Linked DNA regions of Homo sapiens: all the other regions are linked to region 1. The links are chromatin contacts, found by Hi-C or POLR2A ChIA-PET in ENCODE. All regions are on one chromosome and are shown on one strand. Each heading gives the region's core, a stretch centred on a gene start or an enhancer-like site at or near the end of the contact. The rest is flanking DNA. Distances are from core to core; before and after follow the strand shown. Region 1 holds the start of TRIM33 (tripartite motif containing 33). Region 2 holds the start of WARS2-AS1 (WARS2 antisense RNA 1). Region 3 holds the start of RBM15 (RNA binding motif protein 15). Region 4 holds the start of TENT5C-DT (TENT5C divergent transcript).

Region 1 (3,128 bases), core at 444-2,943:
AGCTCCTCTGTTTTGTAATCCCAGTGTATCTCTAAAACACTATGACAATAAAGAGGTCAGGAAACATTTTTGAATAAATTTTAAAAAGTTTTCAGGAGGCTGGGCGCAGTGGCTCATGCCTGTAATGCTAGCATTTCCAGCGGCTGAGGCGGGCCAATCGCTCGGGCCCAGGAGTTTCAGCCTGGGCAACATGGTGAGACCCCAGCCTCTTCGAGGCAAAGGGAAAAAAAAGATCAGCTAAGTCATGGTGGCGTGCATCTACGGTCCCAGGTAATTGCGAGGAGCACGGCTTGAGCCTGGGAAGTCGAGGCTGCAATGAAATGTGATGACGCCACTGCACTCCAGCCAGGGCGACAGAACGAGGAGGTCTCAAAAAAAAAAAAAGTTTTCACGTGGTTTAAGGACTTACAGCACCTTTCTTGGGAACACTAACAGGAGACCAAAGCATTTCATGATCTTAACACTAAAACAGTTGTTGCACTACATAAAATCCTCCAAATACCTTTTTTTTTTTTTCAAATAAAAAGGCAACTTTCTGAAAGCTTTTCTTTTTTTTTTGAGACGGAGTTTCGCTCTGTCGCCCAGGCTGGAGTGTAGTGGCGCTATCTCGGCTCACTGCAGCCTCCGCCTCCTGCCGGGTTCAAGCCATTCTCCTGCCTCAGCCTCCTGAGTAGCTCGGATTACAGGCGCACGCCATTACACCCGGCTAATTTTTATATTTTTAGTAGAGACGGGGTTTCACCATATTGGCCAGGCTGCCCACGAACTCCTGACCTGACCTCAAGTGATCTGCCCGCCTCGGCCTCCCAAAGTGCTGGGATTACAGGCGTGAGCCACTGCGCTTGGCCTGAAAGCTTCTACTACCATTGTTGTAAGGGCATTTGTCACCCAGCTCAACCCAGGACACTTAAAGTGGGACCTCAGAAGGACGCAGTATTGGTTATATCCGTGGCTCTCCAAACTGACATACATAAGAATCAGCTGAAGGGACTTTTCCCCCTCCGTCGGCTCTCTCCCTCACTTCCTGATTCAGGTCTGGGGACTGGCCCTGGCATCTCTGCTTTGAAAAACTCCTCCGTTGATTCTGATACGTAGCAACTCCTGAGAATCACCTTAAGATGCCAAAAATAGCTGTTAAAGAGTTTCTTCCTCACTCGGTCTTTTCAGCCTATTTCTGATAGATCCTCAGTTCAAAAACAAAAAGCAAAAAAAAAACAAAAAAAAAAACCAAAACCAAACAAACAATAAGCCCCGCTTTAGTGCTCCACGGCCACCCAAAGGAACGCGGCTGGTCTACGCACAGCAGAGACCCAGGAGGTCCCGGCGATCGAGCGGCGCGGCAGGTGAAACTTCCGCGGAGACGCCCGGGACACGCTCGCAGGGACCGGAACCGTCCCGGCTACCACCCTTCCGTATGCACCACCGCTGTGTCGGAGTTCATAACCAACCCCAGCCAAAGGCTACCCAGCGTCAACGGCCTCTGGCTTTAAAAAAAAAATCTCCCTTCGGGTTAAAGAGCCGCGGCACTGACGCAAGGAACTGGCTTCGAGGGTCCGGGACCGCTCCGCGCCCGCGAACCGAGTTCCCGCCTCCCTCGGGAGGACGTCCGTGCGTACGTGCGCGTGCCGCAACCGCCCTCCTTCAAACGCGCGACGCGAGGGCGGGGGCGCCGCGTGCGCGCGCGCTCTCGTTGGTTCGCTCTCTCGCTAGCTCTCGGCTGCCGCTCTTGCTGCGGCTGCGGCTGGGGCTGGGGGCGGCGGCGGCGGCGACGCGGGCGGCGGGCGGCGCGGGGCGGTCCGGCGGGTTCAAAGAGGAAAACATGGCGGAAAACAAAGGCGGCGGCGAGGCTGAGAGCGGCGGCGGGGGCAGCGGCAGCGCGCCGGTAACTGCCGGGGCCGCCGGGCCCGCCGCGCAGGAGGCGGAGCCGCCTCTCACCGCGGTGCTGGTGGAGGAGGAGGAGGAGGAAGGCGGCAGGGCCGGCGCTGAGGGCGGCGCGGCCGGGCCCGACGACGGGGGGGTGGCCGCGGCCTCCTCGGGCTCGGCCCAGGCTGCTTCATCTCCTGCGGCCTCAGTGGGCACTGGAGTTGCCGGGGGCGCAGTATCGACGCCGGCTCCAGCTCCAGCCTCGGCTCCCGCTCCGGGTCCCTCGGCAGGGCCGCCTCCTGGACCGCCAGCCTCGCTCCTGGACACCTGCGCCGTGTGTCAGCAGAGCTTGCAGAGCCGGCGTGAGGCGGAGCCCAAGCTGCTGCCCTGTCTTCACTCCTTCTGCCTGCGCTGCCTGCCCGAGCCGGAGCGCCAGCTCAGCGTGCCCATCCCGGGGGGCAGCAACGGCGACATCCAGCAAGGTGAGCCGGAGGCCCTGCCTGGCATCTGGGCCGCAAGGGATTTGCGCAACCCTAGAGGAGCTGGGGACGGAGGTGCTGGGGCCTGGGGCTGCTCGGACGGGCGCCATCCCGAGGGGTCTCTAAGGTGAAAGACTCGCCCCTGGGACACTTTCCAGAGAAGCTGGACCGCAAGAGATAAGGGGAGCATGAAGGGAGGGGTGCCGGCTGCGAGAGGCTGGGGGAGGGGACACTGGCTCCGAGGGAGGGTTTGTGATGTGCGGAACCCGGCCGAGCGCTGGTTCTGGAGCTGGCAGACCCGTACAGTGAGAGAAGGGGGATTTGGGAAACACGTTGTGAGGAAGCGTTTTGGCTGAAAGGGCCCGGGCCAGCGAGGTGTTGAGGGAGTAGGTAAGAGGTAAGGGCAGTGAAGATGGATTGCTTTGGAGGGAGGGGACTTGGCGTGTTCACAGATAGGAGAGAGGAGGACTATGGATTAAATGGAGGTGGAGAGAATATGTTGGAGAGCAAGGGGTCCAGAGAAGGCGCCTGGAAGAAAATTGTAAGATGACATGGGGAAAGAGAAACTCGGAAAGTGGACTGCATGGTTAGGGAAAATCCTAAGGTTTGGGGATGAAGGAGAAATGAACTTTGAAGGAAATTGAGAGTTAGGGAAAGCTGGGCATGAATTTGTTTTAGCTAATTGGCCGTTAATGAGCCCCTAGTGTTGGGGCACTGTGCTAGGATTGAATAAAGTACTCAATGAAGACTTCATTCACAGTCTAACAGGAGAAACATATAACTTGC
Region 2 (3,128 bases), core at 354-2,853, 4.6 Mb before region 1:
ATTTAACAGCCAAAACCAAACTGATCAGCTTTGTTGAAGACTATAACTTGATTTCCTAGTTTTTTTTTTGCCTTCATCCCTTTCCTGCTCACTTCTAAATTACACCAATTATACTTGAACTTCACCAGTACTTTGTATACCTACAAGATTATCCTATATGGTTTTAATTTACTGTTTTGTCTTACCCTGGTAGATTTCAGCTCCTTTATAGGCATCTCTTATCTCCTACCTCTCCTTGGTAATTTTCAGTAGCTGGATGAATTATAAACAAAACACATAAAGGAATTGTCATGAATTTCTTCCAGTTATATTTTTACTGAAACACTCGTTATCTGTCTGGGAGATTTTTAGGTGAATTAACAGAAGCAGAAAAACTGTATTAAACTTTCTCATAACCCCAAACAAAACAATTTCTTCCATCAGGTATAACCTTCCTGCAGCCTTCCCTAGACTAGGTTGAAACACCACAGTCATAACCACTCCTCCTTAAAACTTGCGGTGCTTGCTTCTTTAACACCTATTAAGTGTACATCATTTATTTATCCGCTACTCTATTAGACTGTACACAACTTGAAGACAAGATATGTCTTTCTCTGTACCTTCAGTGCCCAGCACATTACGGTAGGGTTCAACAAAGTTTACAGGACGAATGAAATAAGGCCACATAAGTCCAGTGCGGTGGCACATGCCTGTAATCCCAGCACTTTAGGAGGCCGAGGCAGATGGCTTGGCTTGAGCTCAGGAGTTTGAGAGAGCCTGGGCAACATGGTGAAACCCTGTCTCCACCAAAATACAAAAATTAGCCGGGCGTGGTGGCGCACCCTTGTGGTCCCAGCTACTCAGGAGGCTGAGGCAGGAGAATAGCTTGAGTCTGGGAGGTGGAGGTTGCAGTGAGCCGAGATCGCGCCATTGCACTCCAGCCTGGGCGAGAGTGAGACCTTGTCTCAAAGAAAAAAAAGGGAAATGAGGCCACACATGTCTAAAAAGACCACTTATATTACCCTCTAAGAGAACTGGGAGTTTCTAAACAAACTTTTTAAAGGTTGCCTTCACATAGCTAAGATCAGAAATGCAGCCTACTTGACTTTCTTCCAGTCTAAAGCGTTGCTACTAATAACCCCCAAGGAAATTCTCCTTCCAGGAAGGCTGAGCAGACAAGGGATCCAGGGAAAAACACTAAAGCCCCACCCCGCTCCTGTCCCCACCTGCTCGGCAAGAACTGCAGTCCGCCCGATAGCGGCTGCGCTGCGCAGCCTGGAGGCCCAAGCCGCGCCCAGCAAGCAGGAGTCGCGAGACTGGGATTGGCTCTCTGAACAGACGTCATTCCAAACAAGACGGCTCCGCCCTTCTCAAGATGGCGCTGCACTCAATGCGGAAAGCGCGTGAGCGCTGGAGCTTCATCCGGGCACTTCATAAGGGATCCGCAGCTGCTCCCGCTCTCCAGGTAACCAAAGACGGCCCTTCCCTCCGCGGCTTCCCATCCCGCGAGGTTCTTCTCATCCCACTGCCCTCTATTTATTTCTCTCCTCCCGCTTCTTAGGGAAAGTACATGCCTTCCCTCGCCTAAGGTCTACTCGTCTATGACTGTCGGCCTGCTCAGAGCGTAGTGACGTTGCAAGGATACGTGATGACGTAAAGGTTTCTTGGTGGAAAAAGCGCGCCGCTTTCTGACCTCTTGCCGCCACCTCCAGTTCTGGGAGCGGAGCGCCGCCGCTGTTGCCGGGCAACGCGGTGAGCCTACCCCGCGTGTGATGTTTTCAGAGACGGGTTGTTTTAGAGACTGCTCTTCTTGTGGTCTTATTACTGTTTTTACCCTCCTTACCCTAACAACACGCTAAGGGGCTATCGGAGAGAGTAGAGAAGTTTTGTTAGGCATTGGGCAGCTTGGGTCGGGGCAGCAGGTTGGCAGTGTGGTACTTGAGCAAGTGTCAGTGCATCTTCCATTCTGGTTGCTCCTGGTGGCTCCACAGCACTGCTCTATCTAGCAGGCTGTGAAAGAGTGACCGCAAGCTGCTACAGAGTTTGTCCTGTCCTGCGCTTGACAACACTGCTGTTACCATTAATCTCGTCGTACGGAGACCATGTCGCGGCCTGGTCTTATTGGGAATTGTCTTAAATATTTGGAATTTTACCCTCATAGCAAAAAAGTCAGGGGGAGGGGATACCCTTTCAGTTATTCAGGATTTTACCAAACGTCTTCCAAGTACAGTCTCAGTGGCAAGCACTTTGACATACTTTATCTACGGGAGATATATTCTGGGAACTAGAGAGAAAGGAGAGAATGTGATTTTATTAGGTAATTTCCCGGCATCATTTGCATATGTATTGCCATAATGAGTAGGTGTGAGGATGTCGCACCTATTGTAACTGTTGTGTTGAAAACAGCGCTAGACAGGAAGGTAGCCTAGAGGTCAAGGGTTTGGTCTGCCACTTGACAGCTGTGTGACAAGTCACAATCTCTCTGGGACTTTTCTTCTTTTTTTGCTCATATTGAGTGGAGGAAGAGAGCTGGACTGATTGACACGTTAATGTTCTTTCAACCTCTGGAAAATCTATAGTTCCATGATTATGAAGCCAAAACAAAGCCAATGAGAGTAATTATGAAAACCAAAATTTAAGTTCAACTTATTTTTCTAGTCATGTCATAAATTTTTTGAACTTCCGTTTTTTATTAATGTGAGCCTCACAAAATTCTTATAAGCTAATATATTAATATATACCGGAAAGCTGCTTGTCAGCAAACAACTATTCAAATGTCACCTTAAATTTCAGCAGCAATGTTAGGTAAGACAATTCAAAATTAGATAAATTTATCAAAAATTCCTCTCCTTGAAATTTGAGGGTTTGATTCTGCAGAACTAGAATGAGATGATTATTTATAATTTATAGCACATTAACACCTATGCTATCAAAGTAGCTAAGCCGTAGACCCAAACTTCCCCTTATTCCAAACTAAAGAATTGAAGATGTCTTGAGAATAGAGAATCAAAGAGAGAGAGAAAAAAAAGACAAACTGCAGCCTGCTAATGACTGCCCAGGGAAGTTTAAGACACTAAGTCATTATAAATGCTAAAGAAAAAATTTCTTAAACCTCTACTATTGTTTCAGTGGCATTTATGAATAGGGCT
Region 3 (3,128 bases), core at 443-2,942, 4.2 Mb after region 1:
GTCCAAAAGCATCTGTCACCAGCTCATAATGAGTCAAGGGCAGAGGCTGCAGATACTGCTGCTGGTAACGATGTTCGGTGTCGGCAAAGTCTACTCTAAGGCGTCGATCTGGGCCACCAAGTGGGAAGCCCCGCATATGGGTCCAGGCAGCATGCGCTGCATCCAGGCTTTCATACTGGATATATGCCCAACTATCACCTTTTCGGTAGTCTATGGTGCGTATGGTGCCAAATCGATCAAATTCTCGTGCCAGGGCAGCAAGAGGAACCCAAGGTCCCAGGCCTCCCACCCAGAGGCGGGTGGTGGGTGTAGCTTTACCATAACCAATTTTGATAGGATTCCGAATTATAATTTTGCCAGACATTGCTAATTTGGCCCGGTGAGACATATCTAAGTTCTCAAATTTGAGAAAGCCGTAAGTACTAGTCTGGCCGCGAGAAGGCCTCTTGATATCTACTTCTGTGATGACTCCAAAGCGATCAAACGCCCTTCTTAAATCACTCTCCGTTACAGTGATGTCTAGGTTGCCCAAGAAGAGCGTCCGGTTAGCTCGCTGATCATCCTCGGGTGAAATCTCATCCACTTCTCTGAAAGGAGCAGCACCTGCTCCAGCTCCCACCCTTGGCTCAAGACTGTATGCAGGGCGCACTCTCTCATAGAACGGGTAGTCTCTTTCTCTCTCCAGGTCTCGAGGCAATGGTGGCGGAGGTGGAGGGGGCAGGCGGCCAAGAGCCAACTGCTGCAGCCGGTAGTCTCTGTATCCCAAAGCAGCGCCACCAGGGGAAAGTGATCTCTGGCCTCCACCACCTCCAGGGGGGTGCCGGTGACCACCTACAGAGGCCCCGACCACACTGGCTGATGGAGGATAAGTATCTTTGTCTAAAGGGGAGCGGCTGCGGCGCCGGCTCACATACACAGCTTCTATCTTCAGAGGCCGGTCATAGAGCACCAGGCGGCCTCTGGCATGCTTGGCCGCCCGCGCGTCCTCTGGCCGCCGGAAGTTCACAAAGGCTACCCGCTCATCCCCGCTGCCAGAACCCGACAGATGACTGATTTTCACACTTACATCACCGAAGCGTTTGAACTCATGAAACAGGCCGTCCTCCACCGCTTCGTCACTAAGCTGGGACCCCAACTCGCTTATCTTCAGAGTCTTGTATTCCGCGCCGTCCCCGCCGCCGGGAGCTGAGGAGGCGGCCCCAGAGGAACGTGACTCCCCGCCTCCACCCCGGGAGCTGCTGCGCGATTCGCCCCCGCCCGAAGAATTTTTGGTGCTCGGGGAGCTATAACTATGCAAGCGGCTACTGGAGCTGCCCCCACCGGTATCATACTCGCGGCTGCCACCTCGACTGCTGGACTTGTCCAGGTGGAGACTCCGCCGCGACCCACCGCCGCTATCGGTCTTTCCGCTGCTGCTCCCATTGCTGCCACCAGAGCCCCCTAACTTCTTGCTCCGCTCACCGCGGGAAGTCGAGTCCTCACCACCACGGGAGCGTTTGGCCTTCACTGGCGAGCGCTCTTTTCCCTTCATTGTTGCGGGTCGTCGGAGGTCGTCTCCGCGGAGCTGAGTAACCCGCCGCCCCGCGCTCGTTTCACACAGCGGAACCGCACGCCGCCATCTTGGACTCCGCCGCGGCACAGGGTCCCGCCCCGCAGTCCTCATTGGCCAATTGCTCTCTCTTCTACAGTCTCATTGGGAAAATTATTTGTCTATCTTTACATCTCCCCGCGCTCCAGGAAGGCGCCCGCCCAACCACTGTTATTGGGTTCCCAACCCCCTAGTCGGAGTACCTCATTGGTTACATTTGTTGTCTATCTTAACGGTTCCTCGCGCCAGACTGTAGCTCCGCCCCTCGCACTCTGCGGTCACGTGACCCAAAGTGTTGAGGTGTTGATTGGACAAAAAGTCTGCCCTGTAACGGTACTTCTTGCTCAGTGACAGCAGCAACCCACCTCCTTATCCCTTTCATTGGCTTATAAACCCGTCCTTTAAACCACTATTTGGGAGGTCGGGCCATCAGTTTCGGCGTTTTTTCCAGAGAGGCAGGCTCACAGCGATATCGCGAGAGACGGTAAGCTCCCTCTTTCGACCCCCTTTTTCCAACTCCTCCGGCGGCTAAAAGAAGTTTAAATCTGATTGGATGTCGGCAAGGAAGTTGATAGGCTGAAATAACTGTCCATCACTCGCTTAAAGGGGTAGGCCTGTATAACGGAGGAGGCTGACTGAAGGTGAAAGACTAGAACACGTGCTTGCTGTGCGACGTCACTTAGATGTCGCGAGAGGGTGACTGTGCGCCAGCCCCGCCTCCCCGCGTTTTCGGCGTTCTCCCCACAAACATTTGTTAAGTTCCGTGGGGTGTTTGGCTGTGCTTCGGCCCTTGGAGTTCGAAACTTCTGAGCTCCCCGCCGTCGTACCTGTGCCGGCCAAGGGGCGGGGCAGGCTTTCCGGCTGTCGGGGCCCTCCAGTCCCTCAGGAAGCCGTCCTGGGACGCCTAGCGGACACCATTTTACGTCGCTGTGGTAGCTGAGTGAACAGCCGGGGGGAGCCCCGCCCCCCGCGCGCGGGAGAGCGCCGCCCGCGGTCACCTGGGCCCGCGGGGCAGAGAGTTCACGGTTCCTGCAGCCTCGGGTCATGCTGACGCCCCCGGGCGGTGCTAACACGTAACACGCGGGACCTCGAGAGCTAAGAAGCAGGGCGACTAAGACGCAGCCCTCGCCCAGGAGCCCGTCTCTCCCGCGAGCTACCCGTTCCCGCCCAAGTACTCCGGGTAACCGAGGGGAGTGACCGTCGCTCCCCGCCTCGTGGCCCGCGGGCGGAGCCGGAACTGTCGGGACACCGCGGACGTGTCTTTGGGCGGCATGTTTTATGTTGCGAATCTGTGTGGATTTTTAAATTCTGTATTCCCCTAAAATAGCAGTGTTTTTAATATGTAATGCTTCTACCCTGAAAATCACCAAGCGAAATTTAGGCTCCATGCAGATATGTCACTTGTTTTTCCCCCTGTGGCTTCTTGTATCCCTTGGCACTCTTATTGTGTGTTAAAAGCCAGCAGCACAGGCACCTTGCGGCCGCTCCAGATCCACCTCGTTTGGCTCCTTCAGTCGTTCGCCGTACAACTTTCCTTTCC
Region 4 (3,128 bases), core at 259-2,758, 3.1 Mb before region 1:
AAGGGGAAGGGAGCTGACACTATCCCTCCCGCAGGGTCCAGCCCTAATAGTGGGTTCTCCAGAAGCTCGCCAGGCATTCATTTCTCCAGGGGAGCGCCCTTACTTGGAGGTAGCGCTGCTTGGTTTTCTCGCCCGCCAGCGTTGAGTTCAGGTGTGCAGGCTACCAACCTGTATTCTTCAGGTAAGTCACCCTCCTCTGACTCGCCTCCCACCCTGCTCCCTCCTGCCTCGCGACCAGTGCGAAGGGAGTCCCCGAACTGCGACACCTCCCGGGGCAGCCGCACCGGTATCCGTCCGAGTCGACCCACTTGCCGTGGCTTTTCACCTACGCAGTAAAGCAAGTTTCATTTTCAAAAGGAGAGGAAGCAGGTTTCACAGACACCGCATTCCCAAGAAGTTTCTGAGAGACGCGCAGCGCACAAGTCACTGGCTTGGATCCCTTTGCTGCTCATGGTGTCCACAGTCTGATGTGAGCGCATTAAATTTAAGGATCTCCGCCCTTCTCCTTAAAACTCAGGACTTGGCAATGAGCCTAGGAAGCGCCCCTCCCCTCCCCAACCAGATCCAAGCCCCGGACCGCTGCGTCTCCAGCTGCGCCTAGTGAAACCGCCGAATTCGAATTCACACTCGGCGGGCCGGCGAAGGTGTGCGCGCCCGCGGGAGCGCCGGGGCGAGCCCGAGGGACTGCAAGCCAGGAAGGGAGGCATGGGTGGCGGGGGGCGCCGTCTGATCCAGGTAGGAGCGGAGGCGCCGATCACACACTCTTCAGACGCCCTGCCCGCGCCTGGCCAGCGCGCAGCCTGCAGGACGCGCGGAGCAGGAACTCGCTGGAGTTTGCCAAGCCCCAGGTCTCTGGAAAGTTGTAGCTCCCTTTCGGAGCGTCTCTTCTGGCCCTTTGGGACGGGTGTGTCAGGGGCGGGGGTCCTCGAGGGAGCAGGAGGGGAAAGGAGCACCGGGTCTCGGCACCTGTCCGCAGCTCCCCTCGGGTCCGCCTGCCCCCTACCAGGCTGGGCAAAGACCTGAGCACCACTTAGTGGGGGCGGACCCCCACTAAGTGAGCTCGCGGCTCCCTGGGGCTGCTGCCGCATCGCCGCACCTTTAGAGGAGGGGGGTCGCGGACTCACCTGGGCAATAGAAGAGGAGGCGACAGAGGCAGGTCCTTGGCGTGGGCAGGCCCCAGCAGGAGCGGCGCGACCTCTACAGCCCCTAGGCAGCGGCACCGAGTGAGCCGTCCCGCCGCCGCCCCCTCCGTTCTTATACGGCGGGACCACGCCCCCGTCCCCGCCCCTGAGCCGCCCTCCCGGGGGAGCCAGGGGCGGGGCGTGGCGGAGCCAGTCCCCTCGGGACCCTTCCGCCCGGCCCTGACGGCAGGGGCGGGGCGAGGGCTGCCCTCTGATTGGCTCTTCGGGTGAATGGTTGCCAAGAGACGAGTAAATCCTCAGCGGCGGGAAGGGGCGGGGTGCTCAGGGAGGCAGCACTGCGCAAGCGCAATAGAGGGGGCTGCGTCGACACCCACTTAACTTCGGAGTTAGTGGGACACCTTTCTTTTTGCTTAGTACGCTTTTCTGCTATTCCTGCCGCATAACTCTCTCTTCCCCAGGCTTTTCCCATCTCCATCCTATTCTCTCGCAGGCAGGTTTTTCTTCCGCCTCTCTGGGGATTTTCGCGTTGGTTCTCCCTGCCCCCAGGAGTGAGGCGGGTAACGCCCACGCCTACCTCCGGTGTGTGTTTTTGAAGTCGGAAAAAACTTAATGGTTTCTGGGCCCTGGGCACCTTTCTGATTCCCCAAGCAAACTGGCTGGAGGCGAAGGCGTGGTCTTCGGGGAGAGAGCGCCGGCGGCTCTCTGGCCCCGGGGACCACCTGTGTGCAGTTAGTGGGACGAAGGGCCTCGGGGAGTCCATCGCCAATGTCGGCAGCCGCAGCCGCTTCGGCCCCATTCGGAATGCCACAGCACTTGGTCCAGTGTGTTATATAACATGCAGGCAGGGCTTGGACACCATCCATTCATAACATAGCGAGTGGTTTACAGCCCAGGTTCTGAATTCAGACTAATCTGAGTTGAGATCTCCATGCACCACTTAAACTTTCTGTAAGGCCTTAGGCAAGTAACTGAACCAACCCTCCAACAACCTGCGTCTCCTATCTGTAGGACAAGACTAACAATGGGACAGCTCTGTAGAATTATATAAGTATTAAGAAAATACGTGGGAAACAATTAGTGCATTGCCTAGTGCCTGTTAGAAAGTGTGTGGCAAATGCTGTATGTATCAGATAGTAGCCAATGTTGGACAATGTTATTTATCAATAGACATTATTGTACTTGTATTGATCGTTTACTAGGTGCTGGGGGAAAAGATTACTTCCCAGATGCAGTATTTACATCTCCTCCGCCCTACTCTTCCAACCCTGCCTGAAATAAGTGTGGTTCTCCTGTCTGTCAGACTATGAAGAGTTCTCAAATATGTCTTTCCCAGCGAGGGAGAGGAGAGTGAGTATCCAGGAACTTTAATGCGATAGGACATCAATATGAGTGTTTATAGGGAAAGCCAGTGATCCTATTGTTAGACGCGAAATCAAGACATATGATCTGATTTTTTGTTTTACTTTTTGTTTTTGAGGTATAACATTCAGTAAAGCGCACAAATCAAAAGTGTCCAGAATGATAATTTTTTACATATGCATACCCATGTAACTGCCATCCATATCAAGATGTGGAACCTTTCCAGCTCATTCATGCCCCTTCCCATTCAGTATCCGACAAGGATTACCACTATTTTAACCTCTATCACCATAGATTAGTTTTACCAATATTTGAACTTGCTATGGATGAAATACATAACACGTACAATTTTATGTCTGGCTTCTCTTGCCCAACAGTGCGTCTATGAGATTCATCCATATTGTTGTGTGTAACAATGGTCCATTCTTTTTCACTACTGTGTATTACTTCATTATATAAATATTCAACGATTTGTGTACTCATCCTACTGTTGGTGGACATTTGAGTTGCTTCATGTTTCTGCCTTTGATGAAGCTGCTGCAGACATTCTTACACATGTCTTTTGGTGGACATAGCATTCATTTATGTTGGATATATATATATACCTAGGATTGGATTCCTGGTTCA

The links. A loop is a pair of places that touch in the nucleus more often than their neighbours do. ChIA-PET counts read pairs that join two places held with the same protein, here RNA polymerase II (POLR2A). Pooled maps may share reads with other maps.
Region 2: a pooled map shows a loop between it and region 1 (24-fold over the local background). The contact joins the promoter of WARS2-AS1 here to the promoter of TRIM33 in region 1. A Hi-C loop is called at or near these places in 9 of 50 pooled maps.
Region 3: a loop to region 1 is called in a pooled map, with 14 times the contacts of the local background. The contact joins the promoter of RBM15 here to the promoter of TRIM33 in region 1. A Hi-C loop is called at or near these places in 7 of 50 pooled maps. POLR2A ChIA-PET finds 5 or more read pairs at or near these places in 3 of 52 experiments (CD8-positive, alpha-beta T cell, OCI-LY7 and activated CD4-positive, alpha-beta T cell).
Region 4: a loop to region 1 is called in a map of naive thymus-derived CD4-positive, alpha-beta T cell, with 29 times the contacts of the local background. The contact joins the promoter of TENT5C-DT here to the promoter of TRIM33 in region 1. A Hi-C loop is called at or near these places in 1 of 168 maps with a recorded cell type or tissue (naive thymus-derived CD4-positive, alpha-beta T cell) and 5 of 50 pooled maps. POLR2A ChIA-PET finds 5 or more read pairs at or near these places in 1 of 52 experiments (activated T-cell).

Annotation. Positions count from the first base shown.
Region 1 is chr1:114,509,768-114,512,895 of GRCh38, reverse strand. TRIM33 (tripartite motif containing 33) reads left to right here and starts at 1,693. Exons shown (of 20, transcript NM_015906.4): 1 at 1,693-2,345. The coding sequence starts at 1,820. LOC124904348 (a long non-coding RNA gene) reads right to left here and starts at 1,558. Exons shown (of 2, transcript XR_007066452.1): 1 at 971-1,558. RefSeq lists enhancers at 1-496, 1,357-1,526 and silencers at 1,717-1,826, 1,857-2,156.
Region 2 is chr1:119,138,871-119,141,998 of GRCh38, reverse strand. It overlaps WARS2-AS1 (WARS2 antisense RNA 1), which reads right to left and starts at 1,603. Exons shown (of 7, transcript NR_125975.1): 1 at 1,206-1,603; 2 at 186-252. WARS2 (tryptophanyl tRNA synthetase 2, mitochondrial) reads left to right here and starts at 1,346. Exons shown (of 6, transcript NM_015836.4): 1 at 1,346-1,444. The coding sequence starts at 1,355. RefSeq lists an enhancer at 1,265-1,574.
Region 3 is chr1:110,337,941-110,341,068 of GRCh38, reverse strand. RBM15 (RNA binding motif protein 15) reads right to left here and starts at 1,692. Exons shown (of 3, transcript NM_022768.5): 1 at 1-1,692. The coding sequence starts at 1,663. It overlaps LOC124904276, which reads right to left. Exons shown (of 1, transcript XM_047437983.1): 1 at 2,066-3,128. The coding sequence starts at 2,634. The coding sequence ends at 2,128. It overlaps RBM15-AS1 (RBM15 antisense RNA 1), which reads left to right and starts at 1,898. Exons shown (of 4, transcript NR_036595.1): 1 at 1,898-2,072. RefSeq lists enhancers at 704-1,153, 525-1,263, 1,234-1,353, 1,384-1,683, 2,824-3,013 and a silencer at 2,454-2,723.
Region 4 is chr1:117,604,150-117,607,277 of GRCh38, reverse strand. TENT5C-DT (TENT5C divergent transcript) reads left to right here and starts at 1,508. Exons shown (of 3, transcript NR_121626.1): 1 at 1,508-1,632; 2 at 2,342-2,489. TENT5C (terminal nucleotidyltransferase 5C) reads right to left here and starts at 1,230. Exons shown (of 2, transcript NM_017709.4): 1 at 1,125-1,230. RefSeq lists a silencer at 1,165-1,504 and enhancers at 1,415-1,915, 1,916-2,416.